Regions from separate parts of the Homo sapiens genome. Here region 1 is linked to region 2. Evidence: read pairs that join two places in POLR2A ChIA-PET (ENCODE). Cell type or tissue: PC-3. All regions are shown on one strand.

What was found. ChIA-PET counts read pairs that join two places held together with the same protein. Peaks named below come from ENCODE experiments on the same cell type or tissue, not always from the same donor. Only the 100,000 strongest peaks of a DNase experiment are listed, where the experiment ranks them.
Region 1: POLR2A ChIA-PET joins it to region 2 with 15 read pairs; 2 of 35 experiments call an interaction of 5 or more read pairs at or near these places.

The regions. Positions count from the first base shown.
Region 1 is chr1:66,935,088-66,940,087 of GRCh38, forward strand. MIER1 (MIER1 transcriptional regulator) reads left to right here. Exons shown (of 14, transcript NM_001077700.3): 3 at 4,941-4,965. Among named protein-coding and RNA genes, the nearest start is that of MIER1, 13 kb to the left of the region's middle. In PC-3, no CTCF peak of the experiment used is centred here; no DNase peak of the experiment used is centred here.
Region 2 is chr1:67,722,511-67,727,510 of GRCh38, forward strand. All of the region lies in intron 2 of GNG12 (G protein subunit gamma 12), which reads right to left. Among named protein-coding and RNA genes, the nearest start is that of GADD45A, 40 kb to the left of the region's middle. In PC-3, no CTCF peak of the experiment used is centred here; DNase peaks (open chromatin) are centred at 1,381, 2,601 and 3,891; H3K27ac peaks cover 4,375 bases.

The DNA.
Region 1 (5,000 bases), 790 kb before region 2:
ATTACTTCATGTTTTTACTATGTTGTTGTTAGGGTTTTTTTGGTGAAAATAATGGTAATGTTGTAGTTAGTTATTTCTTTACTCTCTCTCAAATTATAGTCTTCTGTTGTATGGGACATTTCCCACCATGTTCTAGAAAAATATAAAAGAGAATTATTTCAGCAAATCTGAGGCATTGAATATTCGTTACAACTATTAGCAATTTTATCAACTAAATCATACAAATATGTGGGTGAGGGTCAACTTGCTATAAAAGTTGCTAGAGTTTGTTTTTAATTTGTTTTAGCCCATTCATACTCTGTGTACAGTCTTTCTGTCTCTCTAGTGTTGTTTTCCATCTCAGATAAGATAAATATGTACCCCCTAAAACACTGAATTTTTCAAAATTACAGCTTAAAAAATAGTAACAAGTACTAGGTTTTCTTAAAAATCAAAATTTAGAGGAAGAAAATGAAAATGTCTCATAATTCCACAAGATAATCAGTTCCCAGTGACTTTCATTTTAAGAAAGAATGCATAGTACATGAAAGTGGTTAGAAAATTTCAACAGTACAGAAAGGTATTAAATGAAAAAAGCCTCTTCTCCCTGACCCCATTCCCTAGAGGTAACTATTGTTAACAGGTTCTTGTATGTCCTTTTGAGGAAAAAAAATTTATTCCATATTATTTCATATTCCAGCCCAGTTTACGCCCTGTTCTACAGTTTTCTTTATACTCCTAATTTTTTTTGGCATTTATTTCTCTATCAACACAAACAGATATCTCTATTTTTAATGGAGTCATAGTGTTCTATTGTTTGGAAGAACTATGTATGGAAGAACTATGTATCATTTCTAATCAGCTAATGCATGGACTTTAAATGTTTTTCTACCTTTTTGTTATGAACAACTTTGTGGTAGTGAATGTTTTATATATATATGTCTTGGTGTCTTTTTTAAAATATATCAGTAGGATAAGTTCAGGTTAGCAAAATGATCTCCAGTGTGGTTGACATAACTTTTTTCTACTGATAAGGTTATGAGTACATGTTAAATATATTTTAATGCCCAATTTTAAATCATCTTTCCTAAAAAAGGTATTTTTTCTAAAAATAGGTATTGTTATAAATAAGCACTTACTTAGCTTTAGTTTAGTTTTGTTTTGTTTTTGTTTTTTTTGAGACGGAGTCTCTGTTGCCCAGGCTGGAGTGCGGTGGCGCTTTCTGGGCTCACTGCAACCTCCGCCTCCTGGGTTCAAGCATTTCTGCTTCAGCCTCCCAAGTAGCTGGGATTACAGGCGCCCGCCACCAAATTTTTTATTAAAAAAAAAAAAAGTTTTTGTATTTTAGTAGAGACAGCGTTTTGCCATGTTGGCCAGGCTGGTCTCGAACCCCTGACCTAGGGTGATCTGCCTGCCTCGGCCTCCCAAAGTGCTAGGATTACAGGCGTGAGCCACCGTGCCCACCTTAGTTTTGTTTTTCTCTCTCCTTTCTAGTTTATGGTAGTAATTAATGGTAGATGTTGTGGGTTCTCCAGGAAGGTATTGTTAAGATAACAGTTTCTGAAGACTGATAAGTCTGACATGACAGATGACTACTTGCAGTCACATTTTAAACATACTTTGAACTGATGAAAATCATTTCAAAAAAGAGAGGCCGGGTGCGGTGGCTCACATCTGTAATCCCAGCACTTTGGGAGGCTGAGGCGGACGGATCACGAGGTCAGGAGATCGAGACCATCCTGGCCAACATGTGTGAAACCCATCTCTACTAAAATACAAAAAATTAGCCAGACGTGGTGGTGTGCACCTGTAGTCCCAGCTACTCGGGAGGCTGAGGCAGGGGAATTGCTTGAACCCAGAAGGCCGAGATTGCAGTGAGCTGAGATTGTGCCACTACACTCCAGCCTGGGTGACAGAGCGAGACTCCATCTCAAAAAAAAAAAAAAAAAAAAAAGAGAAAAAGAAAAAAGTGAGGGTGAAGGAGGAGAGAAGTGAAGAGTGGAAAATTTTAGCAGTTATTTCTCTAGAAGGTACAAAAGGACACTATAAAAGGTATAGAAGGAAGAGTCAGGGTCTAGACTTCAGGCCTGCCTTCACCACCTACCATGGAACCTTGATCTAGTCAGTGTGTCTCCTTGGGTTTACTAATTTATAAAAGAGGTGGGCAGGGCAGGTATTATTCCTATATTTATGATTATGATCAGCTAACTAGATGCTTTTGAAAATGTGTAGCACTGGGTTGGGCATGGTGGCTCATGCCTGTAATCCCGGCACTTTTGGGAGGCCAAAGCAGGGAGATCACTTGAGGTCAGGAGTTCGAGACCAGCCTGGCCAGCATGGTGAAACCGTCTCTATTAAAAACACAAAAGTTAGCGAGCCATGGTGGCGCACGCTTGTAATCCCAGCTACTTGGTAGGCTGAGGCAGGAGAATCGATTGAATCTGAGAGATGGAGGCTGCAGTGAGCCAAGATCATGCCACTGCACTTCTGCCTGGGTGACACAGCAAGACTCCATCTCAAAAAAAAGAAAAGAAAAGAAAATGTGTAGCACTATATGAATGTAAGCTGGATGTACTATTTTATTTCATATCTAAATAAAAATTACCCTTATTCCACACCCAAACTTCCTATATTAAGATGCTAAACTCACTTGTTATTTTGAAAGATCATCATTTTTGATAATTAGCTATACAAAGTAATGTTTTACAGTATGAAATGTTTTCAAATACCAATTTTTTAGAAACTCATCTTTGATTTAATGGGATGTATTTAACTTTAAAGAATCTAATCTCAATCCTACCCCCAAACATATAGAACAGAATTTTATTTTGGAAGTAAAATACTAAAATATGTATGGATACTAAATGTATCTGTAGGCAGACCACTCCTAGTTCTCCACTTGTGCTAATCTAGATATGCCTTTAAATCAGTCATTGAAACATTCTAGTATGTCTGACATAATCACTAATGTTACCTTTGAACACTGGGTGTTCTACTCTGTATCAGCTATGCTTACAAATGCTACTAGTCCTCAAGCGTTTGGTATCTTAATCATTGGGAAGTGTTTGCAGCCTTTTTCAGAACTTTAACTATTTACCAATGAAGCAACAATCAGTAAGATATTTATTGGCATTCAGTGCTCCTGAGGCCTTTTACAAACTGAAATATATGGACACCATTTACAATTCAAAATCTCTATTGTTAATATCTAACATCAATAAAAATGTAACTTTTATTCTTCAGTAACTTGTAATTAGAAAGCCTTTTTTTAAATCAGAGAACTGTTAAATGGAATAATTATTCCAGTGTTCATAAGTCTTATTTTGTGTGGATAGTGAGCTAGGATTAGATGAAGATGATCATTAACATTGCTTGTAGCCTTACAGAGAAGATTGTGCCTACAGTTGGGAAGTATAACTGCGTGAAACACAAGTGGATTAATATTTTAAAATATTGATTTACTATGTAATAATTTGTGTGGTGGTTAACTCCATTTTGAACCAGAAATGTGTAGCTCTGCCCAAAAGATGTTAAGCAAGCTAGAAACCCTTTTTGTGGTTGCATTACTCTTGTCATGTCACCCTACTCTCCAAGCTTCCCATTAGAGGAATGAGATTTAAAAGTAGCACTGTATTGACTGTGTTCTGGCAGAGTAACTTTAAAATAATGGTAGTGGTGTACCATTGGAAATATGCAATACTGGTTATTGTCAGATTTTTGCTAGACAATGCTATAGGAAGGAATTATTCTAAGAATTTAACAGAAAAAGTAGGACCTTTGAAAAAGTGTGCCACAAAAGAATGAGTCACCATATGGAATCTAGAATCCCATACTTACTACAATTACATAATATGTACAGTTTTAAAAACAAATTTTAATACTTTATAGGAATTTGTCTTAGACACATTGTTTTTGAAAAATAGAGAATTTCCCTCTTTTCTGTTTTCTTCTTGCCTCTCTTCCCCATTACTTAGCAGAAAGAAAATACTGCAAGATCCCTATCTTTCCTTTGCTAGTGCTTTTGGCCTCCCACCATCTGTATTTTCTAATGGGCATGAAATAGATACTTCTGAATGAATTGGTGAAGTTTTAGTTCATGTTATTTGAAGCATCTTTTGAGTTTTTAATATTTGTTTTGTGGGAGTCTTATGTTTGTAGATTATTTGTTTATAATTGTGAATTAACTGAACTAAGATAAAACACAACTGCGCATTGTCAAGCAGTAACATTACTAAAATAAATTGCTACCAATTTTATCTTTAAATTTTCAAGTTGTTTGTGGTTAAATTTATGACAGGTAGAATGGTGGAGTGGAAGGAGCATTATAATTGGAAATCTGTGCAGTCTTGCATCAGATAACCTAAACTTTCTAGGCATTAGCTTGAATGCTTGCTAATTCTGTTATAACTTAAAAATATATTGTTTATCTGTAAAGTTAACCTAATATAGTATTTGGTGCTTAAACAGAATTTTAATTTTTCCTTTTGCTTTGTTACAACTTAATTTTTATTTGAGATAGTGTCCTAAATTGTTTCTGTCTCCCATCTTACACTCACTTTTTTTAAGTCGGAGACCAGCTTGATAGCAAACTTTGTTCATAGTTCTGTGTTGATAGGAGAAAATCTATTTCAGAAAATTCCAAGATCTAAAATCATACTACTTAAACCACATATGTTATGAAGCCCACATGTACCTTTAAAATCTGAATTCTATACTATTGTCTTTATTTCTGGATTCAGGAGTGTTTGGAATTTTTCTTTATGCTTAAATATAATGAAAGGGAAGGGATTATATGGGAAGTTTTAGTTTGTCTTGGAAAATGCAGACATTAAAACTAAAATGCAGACATTAAAACTTACTGTAGTTTTTGGCATCATAGTAGTCATTGAATAATTTCGGTAATGTTTGTGAAGATACATTATACAGAAATACTAATTTTTCCTCTTTTCTCCCCTTCTCAGCCATCTGTTGAATCTTCAAGTCCAGGTAAGTATTTTCCATATTTTTTATAATCTCGATTT
Region 2 (5,000 bases):
TTAGAGAAAGGATGGTCAGTGAGGACTTGAGTAGCCAGAAGACAGATGGAGGAGAGAGGTCTTAAATGAGTCAATCCTTGAAGGGTAGGAACTTGACAGGTGGGGGTGGGGAGAATTTCAAAACAGTTACTGAGGGGAGTGGTAGACAGCAGATTAAAGTTAACTTTCTCATGTGGAATGGGAGCCACCAAAGGTTTCTGAGCAGAAAAAGCAGGCATAAGGGAACACTGTGGGGAAAATGATTGAGCAACCTCCTATGCAGGGTGGAACAGAAATGGGAGACAGTGAAAGACAAAGTAGACTATTTCCATACAAGGTTCAGGAGCAGGCAACATGGTCAGGGCTTGGGGTCAGATGAAACTGGGTTCAATTGGGATTCTGCCACTTAATGTTGTATAATATTGAACAAATCACTCTCCCTGAGCCCTCAGATTCTCTATCTGTAAAACAGGATAACAAGAGTGCCTATCTCACAGGACTGTAATGATTAAATAATAAAGAGGCAGCACATAGAAACCACCCAGTGTTCATCTATCTATCAAACATCATTATTATTAGGAGTTAGTGCATGAGATTTCAAACAGATGGAAGCAATTACAATGCAAAAAATTTTTTAAAAGCTGGATGTGAGAGCTGTGAAAATGTAAGAATGAATAAGACTCCATTCTTGGGGCTGAATGGGAGTGACAGCCCAGAAATGGCTGTTGATTTCCAAGGGGTGCATGAAGAAAAGTGCAGAGGATGGCTTTGAGCCTTTCTCACTTGGATGGGGATAGTAGGGCAGTTTCAAAGGAGCAGAGACAGGCTGAGGGAAGCCACCCTGGACAGGGCAACATCCTCACAAAAGGTAGGGAAACAGAGGGAGTGTTAGGGAGGAAGGGTAAGTTAATGCTGTATAAATACGTTTAGTTAAAAACATATTATACCAAGAAAACAGAAGAATGTACTTCAAGATGTAGCTATTGCCAGGTTGTATGAATTTTAGGGGATTTTTAGTGTTGTTTTCTATGTACTCTGGTAGTTGTGAGTTTTTCATTTTTTGGAATTAAGAGTTAATATTTATATACCACTTACACTTGCCAAGCATTGTTCTAAGGGCTTTACAGATATTAACTTAATTTTCAAAACAATGCTATGAGGTTATTCCCATTGTTCTTCCTAGTTTAGAATTAAGGGAACTGAGGGAGGCAGCCACTTAGAACACGGCCAAGGTCAGAAAGAAGGTTAATGGAGGAGTCAGCACTCTAATCCTGGCAGCCTGGCTCCTGATTCTATGCTCTTTAACCACATATGATACTTTTATGATTAAGAAAAGAAAAACACCTAGTAATTGTTATTCACAAAACCAGGGGGAGGAGTTATTAGTCACTTTACGGGGTAAAAGGAAGTAGAGGGCAAGAACAGCTCACAGATGACTGGGAGTTACTGGGGACTGCTGAGTAGTTTCCACAGCTTGAAGGGAATGGAGGTCAAATGATAAGGGGCTGAACACAGAACTATTAATTCAGGGACCAGGCAGTGACTACAGAGGAATATTTAGAAAAATTTGGCAGTGTAGTCAAGACAAGGAATTGTATCGAAACTTTCAGGGGCAGGAGGGTTGTTTCAGAGATGGTTGGCACTGGAGCATTTCCAGAAACAGAGGAGGAGAGTTGAGAAACTAGGGAGAGTGAAGATGTGCAAAGAGGGTAACTGAGAGGGCAGAAGGGGATGAGCTCAGGACTGCGCTCAGAAATTGGTCAAAAGAGGAGCTGATAAACCAGAACTGGAGGATACAGTGGTGGAAAAGCAGGAAGGAATGAACTGCTCATACAATACAGGTGAATCTCTCAGATATTATATTGAACAAAAAAGCCAGTTATAGAAGAGCATGCACTGTCAATTCCATTCGTTCATTCGAGACGAAATCTCACTCTGTCGCCAGGCTGGAGTGCAGTGGCGTGATCTTGGCTCACTGCAACCTCCGCTTCCCAGGTTCAAGTGATTCTCCTGCCTCAGCCTCCTGAGTAGCTGGGACTATGGGCATGTGCTTCCAAGCCCGGCTAATTTTTGTATTTTTAGTAGAGATGGGGTTTCACCATGTTCACCAGGCTGGCCTCGAACTCCTGACCTCAGGAGATCCACACACCTTGGCCTCCCAAAGTGCTGGGATTACAGGTGTCAGCCACCGCGCCTGGCCCAATTCTATTCATATAAAGTTCAGGAACAGGCAAAATGCATCTACAGTGATAGAAACTATAAGAGTACAGAGTGGGTGGGGATATGGATGAAGAAAGACTGGCTATGAGTTAGTTGTTAACTGCTGCAGCCAGGTCACTTCAACAATTAAACTGCATGAGGTTCATTCTACTTTTATATATGTTTGAAAATTAAAAAAATTAAAAGTCTATAGTCCTAAACATGTCATAACATATTATATGATAATTAACATTATCAGTTATTTTTATCATTATTTGTCATGAAAGAATGGAAGACACGTTAATTATTATCTACAATTTCCTTCTTTAGATCATGATCTAACAAGTATGTCCAATGTCCACAGCACAAAGGAAGCAGCTGCCTTTTGAGGGAGCATGGACAGGATTAAAAAAGCCACAATCTGGGCCCTCTGCCCATTTCACACAATGCTCAGGCTCTGGGTCACAGACATCCAATTTTTACTTGCCAGGAAGCATCATTCCTTGGAGGTACGCATGAAAAAGGAAAGGCCCAACACTGTGGTGCAGATACTCCTAACTTTGACATGCCAAAAAATGCAAAATAGGATACTTAATTTTTCTTTCTTCCCTCATCTCACCTTCTCCCATAACACGCTAGCAAGGAAACATGCCCTCACCACCTTTTAAACATGTCTGGATTTGAGGAAACATGTCTGTCAAACATGTCTGTACTTTGAAAAAGGTCAAAGTCTGTGGAATTTCTGGGGTGACCAGCAAGGTGAACATTTTGTGTTGGCCCTCATGGTTAAAGTACTTGTTTTGAGACTCACAGTATCTAAATGTTTATATATTTTCAAAGGGGAAAGGACTGATGATACAAGATGTTCCCAAGTCAACTTCTGACAGTTCTAACTCATTCCCTAAATTGATTAGAATTCTCTCTCTCTAAAAGCAAACTTGATAACAGCTTCTTTTTAAAAGTGTTACTTGAGGGAAAACATGGGACAGAAATCAAAGCAAGCCATTTAAAGTCCAAACCCAATCAGCAACATCAATACAATTTACATAACATGGCACCCATACAGTACGTTTATACTTTAGTTCACTGAGTTTTGTATTTCAGAATGTCTCCAGTTCATCTTAAGGAGTGACATAAAATTTCTCAGAAATATTATTTCAAGTTCATTAAAATTTTTCTTTAAATAGGTACAGAACTTTTAACATATGTGGTTGAGTCAAACAAAACATGACGGAGCATCACTTACAACAAATGAAAAGATGACACCAATTTAAATACTCATGTTACTATAAACAACTTGCTTGTTAAGTTTTACTCACTCAAATTTAAGAATATCACAAAATGAGAGCATGAAGTGGAATGGAGTAGGAGGATTCCTGTCTGTAATCCCCCTAAAAGAACTTCCACGGCTAATTTCAGCCTCAGGTTTCTTGGGCCAGACCTATTTGAAATATTCTGCTTCTTTTGGTATATCAGTAACTGACCAGGCCATGGGTCCCAAGCATTGGCTTTTTAAAACTATAGTCAGCAGACTTTTCACAAATATTGACATCTACTTCACCCATGAGAGTCTTTAAGTTGAATCCTCTATCTGATGGTGGGCACCTCATATTATATTGTGCTTTATATCTTCCATATGCAATACACAAAGAATAAGTATGTGCTGATTTATCATGAGTCACATGGATGGTCTTGGCAGGAAGTGACAGCTTTGTCATTCTTTTTCATAATTCAGGAAACACAGGAACAACATATGCCTTGGGTTGGGCACAGAGTGAGAACTCAATAAACACTTCATCCAGTGAAATGATGACACAGAAATCTGTGGCAGTGCTTTAGTTGAGTGATAAGGGCTTGAACCCAATGTGTGAAAGCCAGAATTTATGAAACAAATGAGATGATGTCACATTACAAAAAGATTCCTCCTAAGACTTTCCCAAATGTATTATCTATTGAATGAAAAGGTTAAGTCAGAGAAACTAATTGTTTAGCTTTTTTCTAGTTAAATATCAATTAGGAACTGTAATGCACATCTCTAAATCAAAATATAACATTTCTGCACAACATCTTGTGTGTTCTGAGTATAACTCTACTTAAGTTCCCAAAGTACATTACTAGTGCATGTGTTCTCATCATTCTTGTACTTGTGAAAGGGAGGGTGATATAGACTTTGGTTTTAGGATACCCACTACCTTTGGTTTCAGGCTACCCACTACCTTTGGTTTCAAAAGCCGCTCCTCTTCTGATGTCTGTTCTTGGTGTATTAAGGACAAATACTGGAAATTATACATGTGACCCTGCAAGCTTTGGAAAGAAAGAAGTGCGCCAAGTGCCTCCATTGCTTAAATCTGCCTGTGCAGGTCAATTACTTAAAGTGGAGGGAAATAGGGCTGCGTCCAAGGGTAATTCATCTTATGAGTGGCACTGGGCATAATATACACTTTAAAGCAAATCCTAACAGGTAATACAACAATATTATGCCTTTTATTTACTTACTTATTTAATTGCAAAGTTAATTAAACTTTTCTAGCACTCAATGGGTCCAGGGATTAAACTCCTGGGAGAGATCACAGGAGACCAGTATTTAGTTGTCTGTGACCAAATAAGAGTTTCAGAAAGTTGAAGCAAATTCTATACAAAGTCTGTTCTTGGAATGTTTTCACAAGTGTGTGAGATTCTTTGAAACACTTTTATGCAAAATGTAAGTCAAAATAAATGACATGTGTTTATATTACATGTAGAAATTATAAGATTGATTTTGGTAGATTGAATAAATACATGCATATAATTCTTATAAACAACCATTACCTGTCAGTGTCAGC